Regions from separate parts of the Mus musculus genome. Here region 2 is linked to region 1. The links are chromatin loops, found by intact Hi-C in ENCODE. Cell type or tissue: gastrocnemius. All regions are shown on one strand. Each heading gives the region's core, and the rest is flanking DNA. Links, peaks and the distances in the headings are about the cores only.

The links. Peaks named below come from ENCODE experiments on the same cell type or tissue, not always from the same donor. Only the 100,000 strongest peaks of a DNase experiment are listed, where the experiment ranks them.
Region 2: it touches region 1 in a loop (2.2-fold over the local background); 9 of 42 quality-filtered maps call a loop at or near these places.

Annotation. Positions count from the first base shown.
Region 1 is chr15:62,089,037-62,104,252 of GRCm38, reverse strand. All of the region lies in intron 1 of Pvt1 (Pvt1 oncogene), which reads right to left. Among named protein-coding and RNA genes, the nearest start is that of Pvt1, 59 kb to the right of the region's middle. In gastrocnemius, for the core only: no CTCF peak of the experiment used is centred there; a DNase peak (open chromatin) is centred at 5,261; H3K27ac peaks cover 850 bases.
Region 2 is chr15:61,987,132-62,000,356 of GRCm38, reverse strand. It overlaps Myc (myelocytomatosis oncogene), which reads right to left. Exons shown (of 3, transcript NM_001177352.1): 2 at 12,079-12,850; 3 at 9,996-11,011. The coding sequence starts at 12,835. The coding sequence ends at 10,449. Among named protein-coding and RNA genes, the nearest start is that of Myc, 8.4 kb to the right of the region's middle. In gastrocnemius, for the core only: no CTCF peak of the experiment used is centred there; DNase peaks (open chromatin) are centred at 10,837, 12,097, 12,325 and 12,616; H3K4me3 peaks cover 2,565 bases; H3K27ac peaks cover 1,533 bases.

The DNA of each region.
Region 1 (15,216 bases), core at 3,302-8,301:
TGACAATGAAGACATCTCCTTTCCTTCCTCCCTGACGCACAGAAGCAGCAGTCATGGAGACCAGGTACTTGTATGCCAAAGTCTAGGTCTTGTCTACACTAGAAAGACATTTCAGGGTCTGCTCTCAGACAACACTGTAACTATCCTTCTGTAGACAGACTTCATTTTCCCTTCCTTTCCTTTCTTCCCCAAGCTGCTGCCTTAACAGAGATCAGCTGTTTCAGGATGCACAAGCTTTCTAGCACTGGCTCCTTCTCACACTCAGGGAATGGAATATGAATTGGGTCAGGGACCCAATAAGCCAGAGTGTGAAGACCTTCGGGCCTCTAGCACATCCTTTGAAAGTATGTCTTTGAGGCACTGAGAGATGCTGTTCCTGGATTCAGAACTGGGTTTAGTTATTGGCACAGCATCTGGAATTCTAGTTTTAAGGGATGTGCCACCCTCTTCTGACCTTCACTCACACTAGGCACACACATGGTACACATACAAACATATAGACAAAACATCCATATCCATAGAATAAAATAAAGTTAGGAAGGAAGGAAGGAAGGAAGGAGGAAGGGAGGGAAGGAGGGAGGGAGGGAGGGAGGGAGGGAGGGAGGGAGGGAGGGAGGGAGGGAGGGAGGGAGGGAGGGAGGGAAGACAGAAAGGCAGAAAGAGAAAAGAATCTCTTTGGCCTGAAGAGATGGTTCAGTGGTTAAGAGGACTAGTTACTCATTTTGTGTTCTTGTTTTTCGAGACAGGGTTTCTCTGTGTAGCCCTGGCTGTCCTGGAACTCACTCTGTAGACCAGGCTGGCCTCGAACTCAGAAATCTGCCTGCCTCTGCCTCCCAAGTGCTGGGATTAATTTAAAGGCGTGCTCCACCACTGCCCACTGGTTACTCTTCCAGAGGTCCTGAGTTCAATTCCCAGCAACAATACAGTGGCTCACAAGCAGCAATAATAGGATCCAATGCTTTCTTCTGTCACATAGGCATATACATTGAACATTCATATACATAAATAAATTTTAAAACTTTTATCTTTGTTCAGTTAAAAACAACAAATGTCCCCTGGGTTCATCTGTTGAGATCTACAAAAAGGACAGGATGTAAAACAATGCACGCAGAGCCACCATCACCCTGGACAGCTGGGACTCCCGTACATGAGGCTCATGCGATGCTTACATGGACTCACTGGAGTTTCACAAAGGGTGTGAAGATTTACCTTGGTCTTCAACCTAACCCACCGAGGAGCACCAGGAAGATCATCAGACCACATTTAGAGTGTTGGTGAGGGTGTGCACAGAAAGGATTAACTAAGGGAGTGAGATCCGCTTTGAGCGTGGGCATTTCCATCCCAAGGACTTGGATCTGTGTGGAAGAAATGGGAAAGGCAGCCTGGAGCAGGCATCTGCTTTTTCCTGGCTGCTACTGGCACGACTGTCCTGCAGCAAAGGGCCAAAATGGACTGAGCCCTCTGAAACAGTGAGCTAAACTATCTCTGGGATGGCTACTCTTGGTTGTCAACTTGAATATATGTATCTATATATATACATATTCATTCTATAAGTTCTGTTCCTCTAGAGAACCCTAACTAATACAAAACCCTTCTCTCTTTATTTTTTTCCCCCTTGGGTATTTGTTCATAGAGATAATAAAACTGACTCCCACAAAGGGTTTGGTTTCCTTATTTACAGGACTGCTCAGATCAGAGTGGGCAAGAAGCCACTGCAGTTCCCAGGGGGTCTCCACGTCTTAGCCTAGGAGAACAGATCCTACCACCACTAGAGAAGCTGGGAAAGGAATTAGGACAAACCTCAGTGCTTAGTTCTCACCCGGCCACTAAGAATCTTGAGTATGAGAAGGGCTCAGAGGCCTCTGGGCCACAGGAAGTTGAGGAAGAAAGTAGTCAGCTCCCTGCAGGCTGGAAGGAGACCACAGGCATGTCAAGAAAGGGAAGGGTTAGTATAGAGCAAAGAGGATGAGTTACTTCATCAGACTCTCTGCTTAACCGTCAGGTCACAGTGATGCTACCTCCGAAAGCTCACGTCCACCGAGCATCATGGAGACTGGAGGCCTCGCACACCAACAGCCACAACACAATGAAACCTCCTAACACCTTTACCAGGCAGGAACCAGCCCCATATCTACAGCACAGGTCAGAAAGGCAGAATGAGTCACAGGAGCGATAGGATGAACGGGAATGAAGAAGGCTCCATATCCAAGCCCTTACACATTCCATGGCAGCCACCACCGTACAGGACGTCCGTGTCACACGACAACCTTCTTCTGGTTCATCCATTCCCTCAGCGACTTCTGACCCCAAGACTAATCAATCAGTGCCCTCCATGACATCATCTATTTTAAACCCCAACCCTGACCTCATCTCTGGTCCACTCGCTTAGTATGGACCCAAGTATGTAGAAGTAGGATATTCTTTTTTTTTTTTAAAAAAAAAAAAAAAAAAAGCACAGATGTATTTTCTCCTCGTCCTCAGCTCCACACGACTTTGAGACTTTGCACATCCCCAGACCTCTCTCCATCAAGAAGCTATGAGCAATTAGGACTATAACACAGCCTCAGATCCACAATATCTGATGCTGCCTGGCAGCTGCTCAGTGTTCAGGGACCATCATGAGACCAGAGAGGCTGGCACACATTTGTAATCCATGTATGTTCAGATGCTATAGAACAGAGGCGGGGTGTTAGAAGTTCAAGTTGAGCCTGACAACTTGAAAGGGAGTTCAAAGGCTAGCCTGGGCAATTAAAGAATATTCTGTCTTGAATTCTTTTTTTTTTTTTTTTATGTTAAGGGGCTCAGGTGAGGACTGTAGTTCCATTGTTAGAGTGCTTGTCTAGCAGACAGAAATACCTTGAGGTCAATCCACAGCCCTGGATATTTGACATCCTGGCATTTTGGAGACAGAGGCAGAGAGATCAAACATTTACTCTCCTTCTCAGTTCTGTGTTGAGTTTACCACTAGCCAGGGCTCCATGAGACCCTATGTGGGGGCTGGGATTAGTTTCTGGCAATCTGTTTCAGCATTCCTAGGAAATAAATGAACTTATAATCGGAATCCTAAGTTGCAGTCAGTGAACAAACCTTTTATGTACTTATCAGTATAATATCTCAGATCATGCTATGTAAAAAAAAAAAAAAATTGCAATTTCGACACAATGTAAATATTGCAAATACTATTTGTATAATATTAGTAAGTGAACTATAAAAAAATAAAATAAAACCTGACGATGGGGCTCGCTAAGTAAAGGCACTTCCTGTCAAGCATAATAGCCGCAATCAATTCCTGGGGTGAGAATTGAATCCTGCAAGTTGTCCTCTGATTTTCACGTGTGATCTATGACCTATGCGCCTACCTACAAATATTCATACATATAAATAAAAATGCAATTTTTTGAGGCGGGCTTTCTCTGAGCAGTCCTGGCTGCTCTAGACTCTATGTAGATGAGACTGACTTCAAACTCACCAAGATCTACCCGCCTCTGCCTCCCGAGTGCTGGGATTAAAGGCCTGTACCACCATGCCCAGCTAATGAGTACAGTTTTTAAGCACAAATAAATTGAAGGCTGGAGGGATGGTTTCAGCAGTTGTGAGGAATTGTTGCTTTCTCGGGGCCTGGTTTGGGCTCCCAGCATCCACATGGTGTCTCCGCCATCCATGGTTCCAGTTCCAGGGGGTCGGATAGCTTCTACTAACTTCCCAAGGTACCAGGTATTCACATGGCATACATTTCATACAGGGAAAAGAAACAAATGTACCATAATTGGGTTTTTTTGTTTGTTTTGTTTTTCTGTTTTGTTTTGTTTTTCGAGACAGGGTTTCTCTGTGTAGCCTTGGCTGTCCTAGAACTCACTTTGTAGACCAGGCTGGCCTCGAACTCAGAGATCCACCTGCCTCTGCCTCCCAAGTGCTAGGATTAAAGGCATGCGCCACCAAGTCCGGCTATAATTGTTTTGTTTTTTTTTTTTCCCCAATGCAAGAGATATAACTCAATGATAGAGGGCTTACCTCACGTGCACAAGGCCCTAGATCTAGTTCCAACAATGAGGGGGAAAACTATCACAGATGCCTACTGGAAGAACTGGACATCTGTGTAGACCTACCACCATGTGCTTGGCCAGAGCAATGGAGATTATTTATAGTGATGATATACCGGAAGGTCCCACTGAGAATGTGGCCAGCCTGGTCTACAGAGTGAGTTCCAGGACAGCCAGGACTACACAGAGAGACCCTGACTCAAGAGAAAAAAAAAGAGAGAGAGAGACTGTGGCCAGCAGAGATGGGAACAGACTCCGTGCATGCATGTCTGCCACAGAGCCCAGGCTCTAGACTGTCAAGGACACTGCCATTCATGTCGCTGACTGGGCACACCCATGAGGCTGCTCAGTGTCTCTAAGTCCGGCCTCTTCCTCAGGAACTACCGACTACCCTGTTCATTCCTCGTCATAGAAAGCTTCACTTTCCATGGTCTACATGACGCATGGCCAACTCTAATCCAAAGAAAATATAACATGAAAACTTTCAGAAATATGCAAACCTATCAACTTAAAGAATATTTCTTGTCATTACGGTTACTCTATTACAAGTTATTGTTGTCAATGTCTTGCTACAGTTCCCTTACAAATTTGTCTGTATTTATAAGTTTGTATGTAAAGTTATATGCAAATCCAAGATGCATCTGTAGAGGAAAAGCAGTATCTAGAGGACGTGGGAGCAGCTGCAGCTTTCCGGCATCCCGAGGGTCTGCAGATAAGGGAGAGGAGGGATGGACTTGCTGGAAGGAGCAATAGAAGCAAGCCAGCACAGAGCCCATTAACTCTTATCATCACCAGCTGCAAGGGGTTCGTCAGCAAAATTAACACTAGTCACGATGGTTTCTCGGCAGCCCCGCTGGCCCTTCAGGAAAAGATGTTTGCAGACTCTCCTGGCTGCACACCCTCTAATCTAAGTAGGTTAAAGAGAAGAGAATGCTATTTCCCCCAAGGACTTCAAGGAACTCACGCAAGGCCTGCTGACCAGGTAAGTAGGCTCAAGGTAAACTGAGCCGGTAACCCGGGGAATTGCTGAGTGTCTTGGAAAGAAGAGCTTGTTGGGGGCTGTGAGGCTGGCCAGGGTTTCTCAGGAGCTCTGAAGGGAATGCACCAGAAGCTGGAGGTAGGCCTAGGTCCTCGGAGGCCACAAGCAAGCACCAGAGACTGAATGTCTGCTGCTTTGTGTCCTCACCTAACCCAAGCAAGATAGCTGTGCAGGGCAACTCCAGCGGGCAGGAGGGAGGGGGAGGGCAGGAGCCAGCAGCAAAGCACCACGTGCAGTCAGTAACAGCCAAAGCCGGCCACTCCCCATTCCCTCTCTCCTCTGCCTCTGTATTCCCGACAATCTGCTACAGCAGCAGGTAAGACGGAATCAGGACAGAGACTGGGCCCCACTGAGCCCACAAGGGAGTCAGCTTCACCAAATGCTTCCTGGTGACTCTGTCATCTCCTCTGGTGGCAAAACAGACCCCACTACTGAAAGAACACATAGATCTCAGGATTCCTATGCAAGGTTCTGTGACTCCTTCCAAATTTGGGCTAACAAACAACGGACAGGGATTGTTCCTTCCACATCCCTATGGTGTTTGTAGCTGTGTATAAAGGGCATATACTTCTGACACAAGCAGAAAAGGAGCTGTAGATTCTAGGAGGGGTTTTGTTTGTCCATAAACACCTGGTACAGGTATTCTCCTTTGGGTGTGTAAGAACAATTCCTGGCTGTCACACCAAAGAGGAACAGCAAGGTATCTCGGTGTTTTGAGGTGCTTGCCATTGAGCCTAGTGACCTGATTTTCATGTCTGGAACTCGTATGCTAGAAGGAGACAAGTGACTCCCATAATTGGTACTCTCACTTCTAGATGCGCACTGTGATGTACGTACATACATACGTGTACACACACACACGAAATAAATACTTGTAAAATGTAAGATTCTAAAATGTTTATACCAATTTGCTTCTTCAGATCCCTTACATATGGTGAGAAGCAGTCACGGTCTCCTAACAGACTCTGTCTGACATAAGCATGTGATCCTAGGCATCAGGAGTCCGACAGTTTAGTCCCAAGCAAGCCTTGTCTGTCAGGCTTGAGCATATACAAAGACCTAGGTACCACCTCGGCACAGAGTAAAGCAGGTGTGGTGTTGCACAGCAGTAACCGCCATGCAGGAGAGGTAGAGGCAGGCAGACCAGGTCAAGGGAGTCCTTGATTACCTTCCAGGGTAGCCCAAGTGGAACCCAGCTTCTCTCTCTCTCTCTCTCTCTCTCTCTCTCTCTCTCTCTCTCTCTCTCTCACACACACACACACACACACACACACACACACCTGAAACAAAAGAAAAACAGACTTGCAAACAGGTACCCACACAGTCAGATACCCCTGGCAGGCTTATACACCCCAAACAGATGAGGCAACAAGAATGGGGTGAAAAACAGAACATGCCTTTTGTCCATTTAGGAAACAACACCAGAACTAAAATAATCTCTCAGAGGCCAGGTTTCCTTCCCTGAAAAGCAAAGCTATTGTTGCAGAGCAAGGGAGCTGTGTTTAATATTCTACTGATCCCCTTGGGTACCTGCATATATGCGGTCCATATACAGACAAGCATAAATACACACATAGATAAATTAATTTTTTTTAAATACTAAGAACTAAGATCCTAGCTTGTTTTCTATTGCTGAGATAAAACACTAACCAAAACCAACCTGTGGAAAAAAAGATTTATCTCATCTTATGACTCCACATCACAATGCAGCCATTGAGGGGAGTCAGGACAGAAACTCAAGACAGGCACAGCGGAAGCAGGAAGTGAGTAGAAGCTGTAGGAGAATGTTGACTCCTGGCTTGCACCCCACAACTTGCTCAACTTGTTTTCTTCTATCTTCTAGGGCCACCTGCCCAGGGATGGCATTGTCCATAGTGCTATGGGTCTTCCCACATCAATCATTAGTGGGGAAAATATCCCCTACCCCAGACTTACTTATAGGCCATTCTGGGGGAGGAAATTCTCTAAATAAGCTTTAAGCTTCTTCCCTCTTCCCAGACACCACCAGCTTCTGTCAAGTTGACAAAAGCAAACAAACAAAAAGCAAAACAAACAAACACAAACCTGCCCAGCGCCACTTGGATTCTGAGCTAGATGCCATGACCATACAGACTTCATAGCACTTGACCAATGCTATGTATGACCCAAACCACTTTGCACTTCCCTGGCAAAGCTGCGTGGTCTAGAGCCCTGTGTTTCACCATCTACTCAAGGTCCCTCAGTGAGTAAGTGGGAGATGAAGTAGACGAGGAAGTTTGTCTAGCGATTTCAATTGCTCGCAGAGCTACAGCAAAGAATATGGAACAAAATGATCGTTCCCACTGTGAGCTTCACAGTCATTAGCAAGTATTTGTGTAAAGAACACATGTAAAGTCGGGGAGAGTATTTTCTGTACTTCCCCACACACTGGGAGAACCCCATTCTGAGCGAGGTACTGTCAAGAGTTTCCTAACAAATCACTCTACAGTGGGCACCTTAACCTTGCCCCAGAAGAAACAGACTCCTTCAAGTCTGAGAAGTCTACTTCCCAGGAAAGTTCTGGGCTGTTCTCTCCTGGGGGCTCTAAGGAGCAGGCTTTCTAATAGAGCCCTCAGGCCCTGTCACTGTCTGGCTAGTGGCGCCATCTCTCCCATCTCTACCTTCCCTTATCACCTGGACTTTTCCCTGTATCCCTAAGACTGCCTCCCTCCCCCTCCAATCTTGGTCCAACACCAATCCCTGGCTGCGGAGTTTACCAGAAGCCAATTCTGAGTTAGGCTAGAAAGGCAAAGAAAATCTTGGGGTGTGATAATCTGCAAAGAAGCCCCCCCCAGTCTGGAATCCAGTTGAGAAAGAGAACTTCAGCACTTTCTAGCCAGCAACCGGCAGTTTTCTAGGAATCACACTAGGAACTCCTCCGTTCAGAGGGAAGGGACATGCACAAAGCTCCTTGGATAACCTTGGTGACTCCTGGTTTTTCCTTATTAGACTATGATTGCACCCAAGGTGTCTCTTGGGCTGCTTCATGCATCTCTCTCATCAAAAGAGAGAGGAGTGGGGCGTGGTGACGCACGCCTTTAATCCCAGCACTCAGGAGGTAGAGGCAGGCGGATTTCTGAGTTCGAGACCAGTCTTGTCTACAAAGTGAGTTCCAGGACAGCCAGGGCTATACAGAGAAACCCTGTCTTGAAAAACAGAGAGAGAGAGAGAGAGGGAGAGAGAGAGAGAGAGAGAGAGAGGAGGGTAAAGGTATTTCTTACTTTCCTCTGATGAGCATACACTCCCACTTGGATATGACATACCTTCTCAACACCTCTCAATCTCTCCTCCTCCTTCCTCCCCCATCCCTCCCTCCCCCTTTTTTAATTGTTTTTTTTTTTCAAGACAAAGTATCTCTGTATAGCTCTAGCTATCCTGGAACTCACTCTGTAGACCAGGCTGGCCTCAAACTCGGGAGATCCACCTGCACATGCTAGAATGAAAGGTGTACCCCACCATGCCCAGCGCCTTTTCTCGTAGCCCTCATATTAGCCTATATTAGAATACTCTTGATAACATCAGGGATACTGGTTCACTAAACTGATCCTGAAACGTATTTCAATATTGAAGCTATAAACCTAAGTTTGACCTGAGTCGAGACCTCTAAACACAAGAAAAAAACAGGGGGCCTCCTAGGCTAGTGGGGGTGGCTGTGTAGAGCTGTGTTCCTGTCTTCTACATTTCTCACCGTTGATAAGATGAGCTCACCTGACCTGAAGTAATTATGTCACAGAAATCCCCAGTCCAAATAATGGCATATTCTGAGGCTAGAACGGGACCAAGGTGGGAGGGGCCCTGTCAACCCAGAAGACTTGTGGCTAACCAGGTTCTTTTCTCATAAGGAAAAGATGAATGACTGGATGTGATAGTACTTGCTTTAGTCCCAGCACTGAAGAGGCTGAGTGAGGCAGGAGGATAGCAGTTAGCTGAAAGCCCAAAGTACAGTTAAGGGAAGAAAGAGAGAAGGAAGGGGGGCTGGGAAGCAAGGGAGAGAAGCTGACCATTCCAAGGTACACTGGATCAGTTTCTCACTTAAAAAAAATAAAACAGGGGCTGGAGAGATGGCTCAGCAGTAAAGAGCTGCTCTTCCAGAAGACCCCAGTTCGGTTCCTAGCACCCAATTCACATCTCACAAGTGTTTGTAACTCCGGTTTCAGGAGGTCTGACGTACTCGCACATGCAGGCAAAACACACAAAATAAAAATAAATATACCCTTAAAATAAACAAATAAATAAATAAATAAATAAATAAGATTTGCGGGTGACAAACATCCTCCAAGTGGAAGCTGTGGGGCTATGGGCAATGGTAACAACCAGGTCCTTAAGTTCTTGGGGTGAAAGAAGAGTAGAAGAGCTTACTAGAGTATCTGATATACAGCAACGCTTAAAATTAGGTAATGAGAATTAATTAAAACCTGATGACACTAGTATCATTACTATTTAATAACAAAGAGTAAGAATGGCAGCTTCGTGACTTACTAATGACTGCTTAAACACTTCATCGCAGTGTGTAATATGCAAAACACAAACCTGTAATACTCAATACACAACTTGCAATTCATGGGAGCCTAATTCTAGCCCTAGACCACGCCCTCTGCTTACATACCAGATCTGCCATCAGCGGAGTCTTAAGCTGTATATTACTAACCTCACCTAGCAGGTGCAGTGCCTCCAAATCAAGGTGTGCATTAGCCCCATGACAGAGTATACCGATCTGCTCAAAAGCAAAAAGGACCCTTTTCCTCCTACTGGGTTACCTAGTCCAGCCTGAGGATTTGTGCCTAGTCTTGTTATTCTGGATTTGTTTGATATCCCTGGGAGGCCTGCTCTTTTCTAAAGGGAAATGGAAGAGGAGATGTGGAGGGGGGGCAGGGGCGGGTAGTAGTAGGGGGATGGGAAACGGTGGTCAGGACTTAACATATGAGAGAATACACCTTTTTTTTCCATTTTTTATTAGGTATTTAGCTCATTTACATTTCCAATGCTATACCAAAAGTCCCCCATACCCACCCACCCCCGAGAATACACTTTTAAGTGAAAAGGAAGAAACAAACCAAAAAGAATAAATAAATAAAGGGCATAGAATTAAAAAGATGCCTGTGTTCAGAGGAAGGAAGAAGATCTGGAACCATTAAAAATAAAATTCTCCTGTGGCACCTGTGTGTCTTCACACAGTGCTTATTTCTAAGTGTTGAGATTCAGACCCTGAGCAAGCAGCTGAAGTGCCTATTTAACATTCCAAAGTGGATCTGACCTCCGGTTCTCCCAGCATCCCTCAGTCCCTACCTGTTACGGAGCATGGCTGGCAAGCCCCACCCTCTATGCTGAACTTTCCAGCCCTCTATGCTGAACTTTCCACCCTCTATGCTGAACTTATCCAACCCCTGAATAATGTCTAACCTAACACCATCATACTGGGGTGCTCGGAATTAAATGAGCTGATATTTGCAAAAGGCTGGGATGGCAGCCTAGTTCGAAGAAATGCTCTCCTATCCTATGCTAGACAGAATAATTATGTATGTTATAATCAGAAAATGTAAAAGTCAGGAAAAAAAAAATAAAGATAACCAAAGACAGAAGGGATCAAAAACATCAACGTAAGGAGCCTTTAATGACGCTTTGTGACGGTTTAGAATGGTCTACCCAAACCTAGCCAAGTCTAACTATGTTATGGAGGTGGTAAAAGCAGTTAACCTAAACATCTGGGACACTCACAGAATGATAGGTAGGTAGGTAGATAGATAGATAGATAGATAGATAGATAGATAGATAGACAGACAGACAGACAGATGTTGAATAAAAAGTGACGTTTACAGTGATGTTAGCTCAAGGCAGGGCTTTTCAGGCCATTTCCCCTGGTCTCACCCTGTGCCCCTATTAATCATCTCCCATTCCAATAACATATGTGCATAAGAAATGAGATTCAACCACCTCAAGTACTGTTTTCAGTATATACTTTTCACCAGCAGCCACGCTGGAGTCAAAGAGGGCCTGGCCTGGAAGGAAAGGCAGGGAGGAAGTGCTAGCTCAGCAGAACTAGCCTCTCCTAGCAGAGCATCCTCAGAGCTGAGCAGAGGCTGCAACCGAGCTTCCCACTCATTGTTATTCCAACCAGGTGTCTGCAGGCAGGCAACCCCAGGATACTGCAGAGGAATGTGAGCTTCACACCAGATCGGAAGCAATGCCCCCTCCCAATTGCCCAGCACCCCTTCCTGGTGTAGGAGGAAATGAGGGGTGGGGGTGGGCTCCAAGCAGAGTTGCAGATGAGCCAGGCTTGCACATAAAAGATCTTTCGTGGCTGCTCTGTCTGGGCCTCTTCCTCCCCTCCTTACTTACTAAGCAAGGGTGCCCCTCCCCTTCTTCCTCCCCGACAACCTGACCTTGGCAGAGGCCAAATACAAGCCTAGGCAGCATCTGGCCATTCCTTGCATTCTGCAGAGCAGGCTGAGAGGCTTGAGAAGGGCAAGTGAGGCTGCTGAGCCTTTCCATGAGGTGAGCAATCCTGGCCCCTGTGTGTCGATAACAGGTGAGCTTGGTTTTACAAAGGTATTTAGTATCATCCCAGGAGGGGAATCCAATCCTCACACATACACAGTATTATGGAAATTGCCATAAAGGCTTTTTCTAATGAAGCCTAAGGCCTCTCATAAAGGTGAGTGAAGCCACCCCAGTGAGCAGCTTCAATAAGCCAGAGGCAGGCAAGATGCTCTGTTTGTATCCACATCTGGGTGCACCAGAGCGCACCCAGAAAGGCAATAGCACATGCGGCTCCCTCTCCCTTGGGCACATCAAATTAATGTTCCTCTTTCAGCCCACTATTGTCTCTATGACATGGAGTTTTCTCCTCCTTTCAACCTTATACTCATCTCTAAGCAATCAGGCTCCCACCGGACACGGAAAGAGAGGGCAGTTTGACTGGGACACAGATAAAGATAAGACACAGCAGGACCGGCTGTGCAATATATATAGCAAGACAGTAAAGACTGGGCACTTGATAGGCGGGAAGCACTAAAATCAATTCAGAAAGCACAAAGATCTCTGTTGGGGCTGCCCCACCCCCACCCTGCCCTGATATCACACTCTTGAAGTCAGTCAAGGAAGTGTAGTGATGAGGCAGCCACAGTCTCCACAAAGGAAGACGAAGCAACAGTTTGGACACACTTTCAGGAAGGAAAAGGAACGTTTTGGACCATGAGCCAGAGGTGCTCACCCATCGGAGCTAAAGCACTTCCAAGATGCTCAAAGGACTATCAAGCACACAGCCCAAGGATCCTAACAGCGAGGCATGACAGGAAGGGACTTACGTCTGCAGCAACACTAGGTGATGTCACCCAAGCCAGATGCTCAGGTAAGGGCTGGGCAGACTATCACAGAAGAGGTAATGTGCACACAACACAGGGCCTTTTCTCTTACCTATCCTCAACTCCAGGTTACTTAGCCATCCTGCTACGCTAGCACACTGATCTCATAGGCCTCAATGGTCACACTCAAACAAAGGACCACCTGGCATTGGCACACCCTAAGGACCCTTTCAGTTACTGCTTCATCACCCATTCCTTGTAGGCTAAAGCAAATGTGACCGCCAGATGCTTTGAATATTATATCTACACAAGCCTTTCAGCACAGTTTTGGAAACAGAAAAGTCCAAGATAAATGTCCCCAGCCATCCATTAAGAGCCACATAGTGACTGCTGTTCCGGAGGCTGCAGTGTAGGTTATTCAACATCCCTCATCTTCTAAGCCAGCAAACTGAGAAGGGTAGACTGACTCCATGAACCACTCTCTACCTTACTATCTGAGTACCCTCAAGGGGGCGATGCAACAACTTTGTCACCGAGATCACAGTGGTTGACAAGAAGGCCGCAGAACTGTTGGATACCAGGCAGGGACTCTACATCAGAAATAAGGTCCCCTCAGCCTATGCCCGCCTCTAAACTACACTGTAACCCCTACTGTTACAGGTATACATGTTGCCCCAAGAGAATGCTTGCTGGGCTTATACCTCAGGGCTTACTCCATACATTTGTGGCCTGATTATAAATATGACTGAAGAGTTGTATGTTCTAGTACAGTTTATACCCAGGGTGACTTATTACTCTGGGGAGGAGATATTCTATCAACTAATAGCTCCAAAGAATGGAGTAAAAAGGGTGGCCATTCCCACTGTGTTAATAGGTTCTCTCCTCAACACTGGGCTGTCCAGAGCTGCTAGTCTAGGGGTCTCAGTCTTAGTATTCCAAGATACCACTTATAAGGCCCTATAGATGGAGATAGAAAAGTCCATCACAGCCCTACAGGATTCCTTATCCTCCATGGCAGAAGTAGTCGTGCAGAACAAAAGAGGCCTAGACTTGTTCCTCCAACAGGGAGGACTCTATATAGCTTTAGGTGAAAAATGTTGTTTCTATGTTGACCATTCAAGGGTGGTCAAAACGTCTGTGGCCTTAGTCAGAAACAGACTACAAGACGGATCCCATTGGTTGATGTTAACTTGTACTTCCCTACATCATCAATGTTTTACTTAGGTTTGTTAAGGAACGGATTTACTCTCAAACCACAATACCAGCCTCTAGAAACATCTCAAAGATTCGAGATGGCCCAAAACTAAAGAAAAAAAGGGGAAAAGGCTAGACTGACTCTATGACAGGTTTCAAATGGACAATTCAGGAGTTGAGACCTAAATCGGTTCCCAAGAACTGGACAAACCCAGGCAAGTTCAGGACGCAGAAGCTGCCCTGCCACCTGGTCTGAGTCAAGGACAGTTTTCAGACTTCTGCGACAACAGATTCTAGCCCCCTCCCCCCCCCCCCAGGTCCGAGCAATGGTTCTAAAATGTCCCTAGAGATCAAACAAGACAAAGGTCACCTACCCCAGTATATTCCCCTAATATGCTCTAAATTGAGCCTGCAAGCTCACTTCAGGGTCCATCTTTATAATGGTAGACTACATGCTGGACCTCTACAGAATAAAACACTCTTTGCATGTATAGTCTTAGAGTCCTGGGTGTCACTCTTCAGCAAACCATAGACCCTTACAAAAACTGGTCACATCACACTACTCAGACCCATTTCTGCCTCTTTTGTCTACTTGAATTATTTCTTTAAGGACAGTCTCTGTAAATCCTGATTGGCCTGGAATACACTGAGCCAAAGATGACCTTGAGCTGAGTTCCTCATCCTCCAGTCTCCGTATCCCAAATGCTGGGATTAGAGGCATGCACTGCCACGCCTGGTCTAGGTAGTACTTGTTGATAGGTTATTTCTCTGCCACAGGTGAAATGAGCCAATTCAAGTCAGAATGGATTATATTAAAGGCGGGCTTATTGGGAAGCTGTTCTCAGGAGGGCGAGCTCACTGGCCCCATGGACTGAGGCTAGGGAAGTTGCCTTGTGGAAAGAGGGGTGGGCAGAGAAAAAGTGGGCACTTGTGCAGAAAAAGAAGAGAGAAGAGAAAGGAACCAAAAGAGACCAAAATGTCTGGACTATATAGGGAGGAGCCTCTAGGGAAAGTTCAGGGTTGGGGACAGGGTATGCCAGATAGGGACTGAGGGATGCTGGAAGAACAAGAAGGCCCGGTCTGTTTTGGTTTGTAAAATATGCACCTCAGTCTCTTGTCCTGAGGTCCGAAACTGAACACTGGTGACCGAACCTAGAGGCTTTTGAATGCTAGACAGCCACTCCCAGCCGAGATGCACCCTTAAACTTCTCAACTATTTATTGTTCTTTAAGATGTCCTTTATTCAACTGTTTACTGTTCTTTAAGATGTCCTTTATTTATGTGCCTGTGTGAAGGTATGTCCACATATGTGCAGGTATCTGCAAAGCCATAAGAGAGCATCAGATTCCCTGAAGCTGGAGTTGTGACATGCCATACTTGGATGCTGGGAACCCAATCCCAAGAGCAGTTGAGTGCTCCTAATTGCTGAGACACTTTGTGAACCTCACCCTTGCTAACTTCTGTCATTATACCGAGACCACTGAATAACTCAAAATAACCTGCTGTTCAAGGTTACCTATCAATGCAACCATGTACTAAACCACTCCCCGCCCCCTCCTTACCATGTAATGTTCCACAGACTTGGAAATAAACATTTTGGAAAAACAAAATTCTGTTAATCACA
Region 2 (13,225 bases), core at 8,226-13,225, 110 kb after region 1:
TGTGTGGTAGTACATGCCCATAATGCCAGTGCTGACCTTCATGCAACACTGGTACTCAAGAGGTGAAGACAGGAAGAGCAGGAGTTCAAGGTCATCCTTGACTTAAGAGAGAATTTGAGAATACCTTGATACACATGAATCTTTGGAAGAAGAGGAAGAGGAGGAGGAAGAACAGGAAGAAGAGGAGGAGAAGGGAGAACAGGGAGAGGAGGAGGAGGAATTGGTGAAATAATCCAGGTGAAGTACTTAGCCCAGCATTAGAAACATAAACATTCTGCAAGTGTCAGCACTTTTTTTTTCATGGTTGCATTCCTCTCAGAACCACTCAGTATTTGCGATTATCTTATTTGAGCTTCCTGACCCTCATTGAATGGACGTTCACAGCAGCACAGGCAAGTTAAGTGTGTTGGTTTTCAGTACTGTGACTTCCCACTGCATCATACTCACGACTGTGGGTAGGTTGCCATCATAACCACTGGGCCTGAGTCCCTGCAGGTCACCGGGTATTGGATCACCCTGTGTCTCATCCAAGGGTTGAAGTCCTTTTGCTCTTCCTATTCTTTACATCCTTGTATGCTTTCAGTTCCCCTAGAGAGTTTCATTCTCTCTCATAGCAGCGCCTCAAGATATTGAGCATGCTTTCTTCATCACCATCCTCTGTACCCTGGCTGGGAACTTTCCCTGAACCGCAATGCTATCAGATGTTCATGTAACTCTGCAATCCTTGCTCCACTAATTTGTGCCCTGAAAATAATCTGGTTAATTATTTGTAAATACTCGTTCAGTATACATCCTTTCTACTAAGTGCTGGAGTACGGTTATTCCACACTGACGTCTGTGTGCATAGCAAATGCCCCAAATATCCATTGACTGGGGAGTTCTTGGGTATGAAGATAAGATCTGTGTAGATCTGGGTCAGTTTGGAAGATCCATCTCTGTGCCAATTACTTGTGGTTTAGGAGATCATTCTGGGTACCAGGAAAGCAAGAGAAGGAATCTTATCTCCTAGAATACCTGATGTCTTAAAACAATTGTGTCATAAATAAGTAGGCTGATCTCTGAAGAGCTGTATGTTAGCCTCATGAAATTATGTGCATGTTCTACTGCTTAATCATATCCCCAGCGCAGGAAGACGGCTACTTCTCCAGAGACTTCAAAAACAGAGGCAAAGATTGGCCCCGTTGCAGGTAACATGATCCTTGCCTCACTACTCAACAGAATGGCAGATAAAATTGCTTTGAGTAGATCATCTGCAGGCTCTTCTGACCCTAGGAGTAGAGAAGTGGTCTCCAAAATATGCGTGCTCAGTTTACTCCCTGGCGTAGGAAAGTCTGATGATTCATGCACTCTGCCTAAAAGTGTGATGATTCATGCACTCTGCCTACACTCATTTAAAACTCTATACCCTGTCTTGCTAAACACGGGAGATGACCCAGGAGGACAGCAAGTCATCCATCTGATAGGAGAGAATCAGGTCAGGTAGCCAGCTAGATTCAGCCCCAGTTTCAGTGCGGAAGCAAGAGAGGGAAGAAGGTAATTTCAATATGGTGTGGTTGTAGAGAGGCAGCAGGAAGTGAAGAAGCTGGGGGGCAATAAGAATCCAGATTCCATCCCTGCTAACAAACTGCCCTGCTTAGTTGAAGTTGAGACAGTTACCTGCTGACTCTCATTCTCAGTATCCCCACATGTGAAATGATATGTGTGTGATCATCCCGTGTGCAGATGACAAGAACAGTGTCTGAGTGATAGGGTCAGATTCCCTGGAACTGGAGTCAGCTCTCATGCAGGTACTAGGAATTGAACCCAGGTCTTCTGGAAGAGCAGCCAGTGCTCTTAACCTCTGAATCATCTCTTCAGTCCCTCAAAGGCATTTCTGATTTACTTGTCTTTCTGGACTGTAGATGGAAGTCAGGGCTGCTAGCATCCCATGCAAATCCTCTATCCTTGAGCTATATCCCAGGTCAGTTTTGCCTGAAAGATTTATTTATTTTTAATTTTATGTGTGTGAGTATTTTGCTTACATGTATGTTATATGCACTGTGTGCACCTGGTCCTGAGAAAACAGAAGAGGGGGCCATAATTGAAGGTGCAAGCTACTCGGCTTCTAGGAACTGAACTTGGGTCCCATGCAGAAGAGCAAGTACTCTTAACCAGCCAATCATCTCCCCAGTTCTCTGGACCTTTGTTTGTTTGTTTTTATAATGCTTTACTTTTCAGAAAGTTTTACTCATTTTCTCTGGCTTCCCCAGCACTCATCTTGCTGTCCAGGCAGACCTTGAACATGGAGTCCATTCCCTAGGCCTCCCAAGTAGAGTAGTTGGGATTAACATCTGCACTACCAGGCCCACAGATCTGTATTTTAGAAGCAGAGCACATGAATCATCAAGTTCTCCTACGCCAGGGAGTAAACTGATCGGGCTTATTTGGGAGACCATTTTTCTACCTTTGAGGAAACCAGATGAGAGACAGGCAGTTGGCATCTGCTAGAGAGTCCCAGGTAAAGAATATCGGTTGGCAGAAGCAAAGTGGGCAAGGAGACATGGATAGAGCCAAGAAGCATTGAGGCGGGGAACAACAGGGCCAAAAAGTTGGAGTGGAGGGGGAGGGTATGGGGGACTTTTGGGATAGCATTGGAAATGTAAATGAGGAAAATACCTAATTAAAAAAAAAAAAAGAAAGAATCATTGAGGCTGATGGCCTGGAGGGACTTAATGGTGTGGTAGAAGGAGGGAGATGAAGAGGTAGCTAGACTCTTGCTTACTTACTGAGCAATGGCTGGAACAGGCCTCCCATCTGAATTCTCTCCAAATCTGTGGTAGAGGGGTATAGCTTTTGCTGATCCTTGTTTGCCCTTGGAATTCCCACCTCACTGCAAATCACCTGGGCTGAGTTGGCTCAAAACAGCCCCTAGGCCTCCCACTTCAGACTCAATTTCAATACCTCTAAGATGGACCATTCGAATCTCTCTTAACGGGGTTGGGGGGGTGGGTGGGGGGCTGGTAAGATAGCTCAGTGGTTAAGAGCACTGACTGTTCTTCCAAAGATCCTGAGTTCAAATCCCAGCAACCACATGGTGGCTCACAACCATCTGTAATGAGATCTGATACTCTCTTCTGGAGTGTCTGAAGACAGCTACAGTGTACTTACATATAATAAGTAAGTAAATAAATAAATAAATAAAATTTTAAAAAAAGGAGTCTCTCTTACCAAAAGTTGTTCTCAAGAGTCAGGGTTTTAAGCATCTGCTCTTTTCTTATATCTCTGAACAGTGAGAACCATCACTACCCAGAATGTATCTAGAGAACATTTTTTTCTTTTCTTATATTGACTTTTTTGTTGTTGTTGGTTTTTTATCTTGGATAGGTCTTCCCTTTGCCTCAGAAGCTGAGAATCACAGGGTTCCAACTTTTGCAGGAGGAGTGTGGTCCTGGGAACCAAGTGAATTGTCTGGTTTAAGGGTAAGCACATGGTTCCAGAAGACTGATCATAGTTCTTTCTGCTGTGTTCTTCTGGCTAGAAGGAAGAGGTTTAGCTGGGCGTGGTGGCACACATCTTTAATCCCAGCACTTGGGAGGCAGAGGCAGGTGGGTTTCTGAGTTCGAGGCCAGCCTGGTCTACAAAGTGAGTTCCAGGACAGTCAGGGCTATACAGAGAAACCCTGTCTCGAAAAAACAAAAACAACAACAACCAAAAAAGAATCAGAGAGGATCCTTGGATGAATCATGAAACAGTTGCATAAATTGACATTTTCCCTCCCTCCCTCCCTCCCTCCCTCCTTTTCTCCCTTCTTCCTTCCTTTCCTCTGTCCTCTGTCTCTTCTCCTTTCCTAGTTGATTTTGTGAATTGGAACAGAGTTTCTGTTGTCTGGAACTTACAGTCCCTGCATAGAGAAGTTGTTGCCAAGGCTGATGCTGTCTGGGATGAATTAGGTAGTCACCAGAGGGAGAGAAGATTTGTCAATCACAGTGCAGAGCAAAGGGTTGAATGGGGTGAGAATGACTGACAGCCTAAGGAAGTAGAATCTTAAAACAGATGCCAGAAATATGTGCACATTTACTCTTTCATACACCCATTTGTTTATTAAAATTATTATTATTATTATCATTATTATTACTTTTCATATGAAGCTCTGGCTGGCCCAGAACTCACAAAAGTCTGCCTGGCCTACCTCTGAGATTGAAGGTGAGCTTTATCTCACTGGCTTCAACAATATTTTGTGTGTCAGTCTAAGCAGTAGTACCACACATCTTTAATCTCAGCACTTGGGAGGCAGAGACAGGTGGATTTCTAAGTTTGAGGCCAGCCTGGTCTACAGAGTGAGTTCCAGGACAGCCAGGGCTACACAGAGAAACCCTGTCTCGAAAAAACCAAAAAAACAAAAAAAGAAGTTTAGCAGGACTAAATGTGGTGCATGCCTTTAGTCCTAGCACTCCTAAGAAAGATATAGGCAGATCTCTGAAAGTTCAATGCAAGGCTGGTCTGCATAGTGAGTTCCAGGTCAGCCAGAGCTACAAAATGTGGAGGCTTTATCTCATGTGGATTGAAGGTGTCTGTGGAGAGAAGAGGTTTAGAGTCATTTGTGTAAAGATGGACATGGTATCTGGTAAAGGAAGAGAGCTGTGGGAAGCCAAGGGAGAACAGCTTGGCCAGTGACATCACCACCTGGAAGAATACTTACCTAAGTAGGGGGAACATATTCTTTTTTCATTTGTTCAGCCATACCCAGCTAAGAGAGGGCTCCAGACATCAAGCAAGCAAAACAAAGCTACCTACCGGTCCAGTAACTCACCTGACTAGACACTTTGATTCTTGTCTTAGTCAGGGTTTATATTCCTGCACAAAACATCATGTCCAAAAAGCAAGTTGGGAAAGAAAAGGATTATTCACTGTCCACTTACACACTGCTGTTCATTACCAAAGGAAGTCAGGACTGGAACTCAAGCAGGTCAGGAAGCAGGAGCTGATGCAGAGGTCTTGGAAGGATGTTACTTACTGGCTTGCTTCCCCTGGCTTGCTCAGCTTGCTCTCTTAGAGAACTCAAGACTACCAGCCCAGGGATGGCACCACCCACATAGGCCCTCCTTCACCACTAATTGAGAAAATGCCTTACAGCTGGATCTCACGGAGGCTTTTCCCCAAGTGAGGCTCTGTGATAACTCCAGCTTGTGTCAAGTTCACACACACACACACACACACACACACACACACACACACACACACACACACACACACAAAACCAGTCAGTACAATTCCCCTCCTTTTCTGTCAGCAGTTCTTTCCCTCTCAAGTCTAGCCTACTATCATGGAAATGAATTAGGCTTCCTGTCTTTTCAGCTCAAAAACCAAATCAAGCAAAGCAAGTCTAATCAAAATCCTTCCCTTCACCTGATGAACCCCCATCTCTTTCCTTGACCTTTCTCGCTATGCAACTTGAAACAACTTTGCTTCTACTCCACCCCTTACTCAGGTCTGATGCACCATTGAGCCCATCAAAGAGCCCTTCACTTAGATGTTTACAGAATTAGTGAATTGCACTTTCTTGTCAGGCATGATTAAGCAAGACCAATGAACTTCCATTCTTCAAGGGGTTGATCTGATGATGAAGACAACTGGTCTCCAAGCATACAAGGAGAAGCCCAAAACTGGCATTGAGGCTGCCAGGCTGCCGTGTTTGTGGTAGGTAGTAAGTGTATCGAATAGGAGTGGAGAATGGCTTCAGACTTAATCCAGAAAGGACTTGGCTTACCAGTGGTTTGAAAAGATGGTTGGGTTTGCAGTGGTAGAAAAGACAATGGTTCTCAGACACAGAGAAACCCTGTTTTGAAAAACCAAAACCAACCCAAACCAACCCAATGAACAAAACCCAAAACCAACCAACTAACGAAACAACAACAACAATTAAACCCTCAGGGAATGAGAACTAGTATTTGCATCCTAGAATCACACAGTGGAAATTCCTGAATAAAGCCCTGCATGAAAGCTGGAGAATAAGTGTCCCAAACTGGTAATCCCAACACAACACTTAAGAGGCTGAGGCAAGAAATTCCAGAGTTTGAGGCCAGTATGGCCTGCCTAATGAGATCCTATTGCCAAAACAAATAAACAGAACCAAAGTACTGCAGGAGAGTTGGGTGCTGGGACAGCTAATTAACTACCTATGGGCAGTTGTCTCTAGCAGATGAAGGAGTAGGAGGATACTGGGTGGAAGGGGAAGTGGATAGGAGAGGCCTAGAGAAGCATTCCCTCACTAAGCCAGTGGATCCTTGCTGTACTTCCTGCTACCTTAGGCACAGTTCAAATAGCAAGCGTTTTTGGTTTTAGCTTGTTGGTTTTAGCTCTCCTTCTTCTTTGCTTCCCTGCCATCTGCTGCTGACATTTTCTCCTTTAGCTTCTTTCTCAAGACTTACTGGATTCCATCCTTATTCCATGTTCCCAGGACTCGAACTTCCACCACTCTGTAGGAAATGCCCTAATACTTTTGGTGAAACAACCTACAATCTCTATAGAGATGTGACTCACCCATTGATCACTTACCTTGCATGCAGGAGGTTCTAGGTTCCCTCTCTAGTGCAGTAAATTTAAAAAAAAAACATATTTAAAATTTAATAGTAAAATTTAAAAAGTAAAACCAAAACCAAAAAGGAGGTGTGTGTGTGTATAGGGGGTTGCTTTGGGAATAAAAGGAGATAATGTATGTCAAACTTTTAGCACACAGTAAACATTAATTGCTATTATCGTTAGTTAGTGCTTATGTGACTTCAGGCCAGCAATTTCACATGTCTGTGTACAAACTTCAGTATTGTCACATCTAACAATTGTTCTCCAGCTGAGTTGTTTGTGGGGGTCCTCCCGCCCCCTGCAGAAAGCAGGTATATTCTGACAGAGCTTTCCCCAAAGCTCCTCTTTCCTAGCCATATAGACCCGAACTGGAGAGTTTAGCCTTTAATGAGATGGTCGGGTGAAGACTGGAAGAGAGTGTTCCTGAGCCCCTCGGCATTGTTTAGAGACAAAGGACATTCCTTTCAGCCTCAGAGGATCTACATCCCATTAACACTTGTTCCTCTCTCAACCCTGTCTTCCTAAAGAGCTTAGTGTAGACCAATATTGAGTGAAGTAAAACCCAAAAAGGAAATCCACTCAGTCATTGAGTCAACTCACACCAGTTTGGCAAAGTCGCTAGAGCTAGATGTTTTCCCTAAATTGGCAGTTTGTTGGATTTCTCTGGAAAGACGTCGAACCACCACCACCACCACCACCAAAATTGCTAAAGTTTGGGGAATGAGTAGGAACCTCATTTTTGGTTTTATTTATTCCTGTGGTGTCAAGCATGGGTCCTTATACATGCTAGACAAGTGTCTTATCACTGAACGACATCTCTAGCCCAGGCTTCATTGTTTAAAATAAACCTCTGTTCTTGAAATCGATCCAGGATGGTCTCTAACCTTAAGTGAAGAGTTTGTTCCCTGAAGATACCCAGTGATGTATTTATAGACAGGCTTGAAGCTCATCTTCCAGCATGTTATAACCTAAAGATTAGTTTTTGTTGGGAAGAAATGCTTCAGGGTTCCTTAGCAGTCATGCTAAAAAAAAAAAAAAAAATCATTATTGTGACTCATCTCTTATTGTAAACAAACCACAGAAAATCCCCTCACGTTTTTTGTTCTGTTTGTTTTTGGGGGGTGGGTTTTTTGGCCCTCTTTTCCAAGGTTAGTGCCAAAGTCCATCTTAAAGAACAGCAGAAGACTCTACATACGTGTTCAAGCTTTGGATGACTCAAGCACTATCCTGGTATTGTGAAACTTTTGTTCAACTTAAAGTGTAATTGATTGCTTTTTAGTGTTGTCCCCGAATGATAGCATAAAGTCACACTTCCTCCTCACTCAGTTTATCCTGAAGAGCACCATCCCAGGGATCCTCTCGGGGAAACTGAGTTCCAGTGTCATGGGTGAACAACAGAAGAGACTAGCTAATTCTTGTATATCCCAGACCAAGCTGAAAGCTCCTCCCACTTCACCCCTCATCGTGATTGTTATCTATAAATTTGATTGCACAATGTTGCAGACCCCTGGGACTCCAGATTGGCTGGGAGAGCCTTCCTGTGTTATGGTCAAGATCAGCCTGACTTTCTGGAAGGAAGCTGGCCGATGTCCTGTTTTCAGACCATTCCCTGGCTTGGTAAAGCTGAGAAGTGCCCAGATAGGGAGCTGTGATACTTCGATTCCATCCCCACAGCCAAATCTGAATCTCTAAACTTGTTTCCTGATCATTTGGAACAGGAGTTGTTTTCCTAATGAGGAATGCTTTCCTCTATTCTTTGGGCTTGCCTGGACTGAGTGATTCAACCTAACACCTTCCCAGGTCTCAAGTGAGTCACCCCAGGGCTGCACTCCAGCCTAGGCTCACAAAGGGGAAAAAGAGGGAACTATTTAAGAGCACCCCCTGCTCCCCCCTTTTGCTAATCCTTTGAACTACTCAAAGTATTTCAAACTACTACTGGGGTTTGTGTTTTCTTTTGAATGTAGGATAGAGGGTGTAACAGTTTGAAGCTGAGGGTGAGTCTAAAAGAGCCAAAAATAAGATCAAAAACTAAATGTTAAACGCTTCAATAGATCATGGGGGGGGGGTGTCAAAGATAGTAATTACTTATTGGTTTATGAATGATGGTGAATTAAAGTCCCAAAGACACTCCAGGATGCTAGAGACCTTCTCTGAGACAATGGGGTCATTTAGGACATTTAGGGTACCTTTCTCCCTGGACTTTACCTACATGTTTCAGTTTCTGGTTTGGATTGTGGCTTTTCAGAGGCTTATAATTAATAAGATACCTGTTCCAAAAGGCTTTCTCATGGGCCATTGATGAGCGTGTGTCATGAGTGTGTGAAAGTGCTTGGGAGGAAGGCGAGCTTGCAATTTCTAAAATAATGACTCATGTAAAACAAGGTTTTATTTTATGATCTGACCAGTAGCACTTCTAAACTGGCTTCTTCCCAGGAGCAAGCAGGGATCTGATGTTAAAAACTAAGTGGGTAAGGTAGGAGTGAGCTATGTGCCTCTGAGTACACACAACACCCTCCACCCCAACCCCCCAATCCACAAACAAGGAGGGGAACTGAAGTCTACCAGTTCTTGAGTAGTGAAGCTTTAATGACTCCTGCCCTCTCCTTCGTAGCTAGGATCTTCCTCCTGGATGCACTAAGGATAAAGTGGTTTTGAATCCCCTGGGTGCATGGATGGGTTATTTCATGTCTGTTTCTACCTGTACTAGGTATAAAGAGATCATAGTACCTCTTTCGTGGCACTCTGTCAAAGCTCCTAATGGAGCCTGTAGCGCTCATTCTCAGACCCCTAACCAGCGGAAGGACACCCAACTAAGCAAGGCAGCAAGGCTTGTTTTCAAGACAGGGGCCCTGGGTTATTTTTGTTGTGTTCGTACCCATTAAGCTCTGCAACCCTCTGAACCTTTGTATGTCCTTGTTTGGAAAACCAGGATCAACTTAGCAGTGGTAATGCTCTTCCTCTGTTTTTTTCAGAAGCATAGGAGATACTGATGTGAAGGGACTATCACCTGGGAGCAAGAGGCAAGGAACAAACGGTGGTTCTCTCTCCCTCCCCTCACCAGTTCTTTGGCAGGGCAGAGTCCTTGGGTTGAGGTGAACCAGGGAATGGCTTCGGTTAACTGTAGGAGATTCTGCCATCTCTTCCTCCTGTATATTTAGCTGTTATCTTTAACCTCTTGCTTTTCCCTTCCCTGCATCTAGCCTTCTCACTTGCCTTTTGCCCATTCCTAACTAACAGCTCTGGTTTTTATTACTATCCACAGAAAGCATCCTGTAGACAACTTAGAAATCCTGAGGACCCCCAGCCCCATTTTAACAATGATAACCCCTTCCCATATTTGTAAACCTACCCTGTGAAAATGGTCAAATTCTTTTAATCTGTAATTGAGGAAAGGAAGTTTGAGGAAGAGGAAAAAGAAAACACAAGTTGGCCCAATTGTATTTTTTCCAATTATTTTATTTTTTTCTAAAAACAATAGAAAAAAATCAACTTTAAAAATGAAAATGTCTTTAAATAAAAAAAATTATGGTACATGTCTTAAAATCTTTTGTAACTGTTATAAACGTTTTATTAAAGTTATTTACATTTCAAGGCCCTATTTACATGGGAAAATTGGATAGATTTTAAGATTTTTTTAAAAAAACAATTAAATACAAATCTGTTAAAAGGAAAAAGAAAAAAGATGGGAAGCATAAAAAAAAGTTCTTTTATACTATTTAAGTTTGAGGCAGTTAAAATTATGGCTGAAGCTTACAGTCCCAAAGCCCCAGCCAAGGTTGTGAGGTTAGGCTTTGAGCATGCATTTTAATTCCAGCGCATCAGTTCTGTCAGAAGGAACCGTTCTCCTTACTCTCACGAGAGATTCCAGCTCCTCCTCGAGTTAGGTCAGTTTATGCACCAGAGTTTCGAAGCTGTTCGAGTTTGTGTTTCAACTGTTCTCGTCGTTTCCTCAATAAGTCCTTTTCAGAGGTGAGCTTGTGCTCGTCTGCTTGAATGGACAGGATGTAGGCGGTGGCTTTTTTGAGGATCACTACCTTGGGGGCCTTTTCGTTGTTTTCCAATTCAGGGATCTGGTCACGCAGGGCAAAAAAGCTGCGCTTCAGCTCGTTCCTCCTCTGACGTTCCAAGACGTTGTGTGTCCGCCTCTTGTCGTTTTCCTCCGTGTCTGAGGACCTGGGGCTGGAGCACTTGCGGTTGTTGCTGATCTGCTTCAGGACCCTGCCACTGTCCAACTTGGCCCTCTTGGCAGCTGGATAGTCCTTCCTTGTGGAGGGGGGTGCGGCGTAGTTGTGCTGGTGAGTGGAGACGTGGCACCTCTTGAGGACCAGTGGGCTGTGCGGAGGTTTGCTGTGGCCTCGGGATGGAGATGAGCCCGACTCCGACCTCTTGGCAGGGGTTTGCCTCTTCTCCACAGACACCACATCAATTTCTTCCTCATCTTCTTGCTCTTCTTCTGTAAGGGAGGAAGTGGAAGATCACAGTTAGCCACGCCTCCTGAATCCCGGACGCTATACATAGGATTTGACCGATGCTATCCAAATACCAAGTTGGAAAGGGAAGAAAGTAAGAATCAGATCCAGACACCATCTTCCCTTCTCCCAGAAAGGCAGAACAGGGTTAGGGCACAGGTGAGAAAATTACCATGTACCAGGATATGGTATCCTTGCCAATTCTTACCTAAGATTTAATGAGGCTTCAGACACACCCAAAGCAAAGCACATTTCCCAAGCACCTCCTATTTTTAAGGGACTTTACCGAGAACCTTTCAGGTCCCGTGAGGGATAGCTGCAAATCTCTTGCTATGACTTTAGCAACTCCCTATTTTACTGGAAGCACAATTAAAAAAAAAAAAAAAAAAAAAAAGTCTTGCAGCTTTGCCAAACGTCCTGGTGTTGGGGGAGTGTTGGGACGGGGGGAGAAGTCCAAATTGAACAGAATTTGCTTTGAAGTGTTCAAAAGAGGACGAAAAAACAAAGCAAAACAAAACACCCAAAAGAGCCCAGCTCTTCAATTCTTTAGGAACTTTCACTAGTGCCTGGCTCTAAGGCTATAAAGGCTGTCCCAGCTTCTGTCATTGCTTCTCTTGGGTCTTAGACAAACGTATCCATTAAATTCAAATATTCTTCTGGCAGTCAAGAAAAGAAGCAGGTAATTCACCCCCCTCCAGATCAGTTCCTTTATCCTCATTCACACCCTTCCCAGGGTAATTAAAATGCTTAGGAGGGGTAAAGGGAGTGGATGGAGCTGAAAGATAAGCCAGAAGATTTAAAAACCCAAATGAAATTCCTGAGGGGTGGGAAGGGTGGGGGGTGGGGGTGACAACCAGGGCGGTCTGGGGGGGGGGGGGGGAGGGGAGGGAGGGATAGCTGAAGCACGGGAATCCAGGGATGAAGAGCTCTTAGACAGAAGGGAAAGAAAGGGGGAGCCCCGGAGGCCAATTGAATTAATGCCAATGAGTGGTGGAGAAGGAGGTCCATCCAACCTCTCGCTTCCTACCCTGCTGTGAATGGGGTAGCTTACCAGAGTCGCTGCTGGTGGTGGGCGGTGTCTCCTCATGCAGCACTAGGGGCTCAGGGCTGGCCCGTGGGGAGGACTCGGAGGACAGCAGCGAGTCCGAGGAAGGAGAGAAGGCCGTGGAATCGGACGAGGTACAGGATTTGGGCGAGCTGCTGTCGTTGAGCGGGTAGGGAAAGACCACTGAGGGGTCAATGCACTCGGACGCGGCGGCGGTGAGGTCCTGCAGGTACAGGCTGGAGGTGGAGCAGACGCTGTGCCCGCGGGCGGGGCTCAGGCTGGTGCTGTCTTTGCGCGCAGCCTGGTAGGAGGCCAGCTTCTCCGAGACCAGCTTGGCAGCGGCTGAGAAACCGCTCCACATACAGTCCTGGATGATGATGTTCTTGATGAAGGTCTCGTCGTCAGGATCGCAGATGAAGCTCTGGTTCACCATGTCTCCTCCAAGTAACTCGGTCATCATCTCCAGCTGATCGGCGGTGGAGAAGTTGCCACCGCCGCCGTCATCGTCTTCCCTTGGGGAGAAGGACGTAGCGACCGCAACATAGGATGGAGAGCAGAGCCCGGAGCGGCGGCTCGGGGACAGGGGCGGGGTGGGAAGCAGCTCGAATTTCTTCCAGATATCCTCACTGGGCGCGGGCGGCTGCAGCTCGCTCTGCTGTTGCTGGTGATAGAAATTCTCTTCCTCGTCGCAGATGAAATAGGGCTGTACGGAGTCGTAGTCGAGGTCATAGTTCCTGTTGGTGAAGTTCACGTTGAGGGGCATCGTCGTGGCTGTCTGCTGGAGGGGGCACAGCAAGGGAAGCAAGTCTAGAGTTATCCAGCTCTGGTTGGTGCGGAAACCTGGCGCAGCGCGTACCCCAATCCTGAACCACTCCCCTTTCAGCGTGCTGTACTTCCAAGTGTGTGTGTGTGTGTGTGTGTGTGTGTGTGTGTGTGTGTGTGTGTGGTTGGGGGGGAGGCATGCACTCTTTTACTCCCTACTATCAGTGACGCTCGTCGGACTAGCAGCTGCTCCGAGTCCCCGCCTCCTTCGAGCAGGGACTTAGCCCTGCAGACGCCCAGGAATCGCCATCGGCCTTGGCTTCAGAGGCTGAGGGAGGCGACTGTAGGGAATACAGTCTGCTAAGAGCCGAGGCGCAAAGTTTTGCGCCAC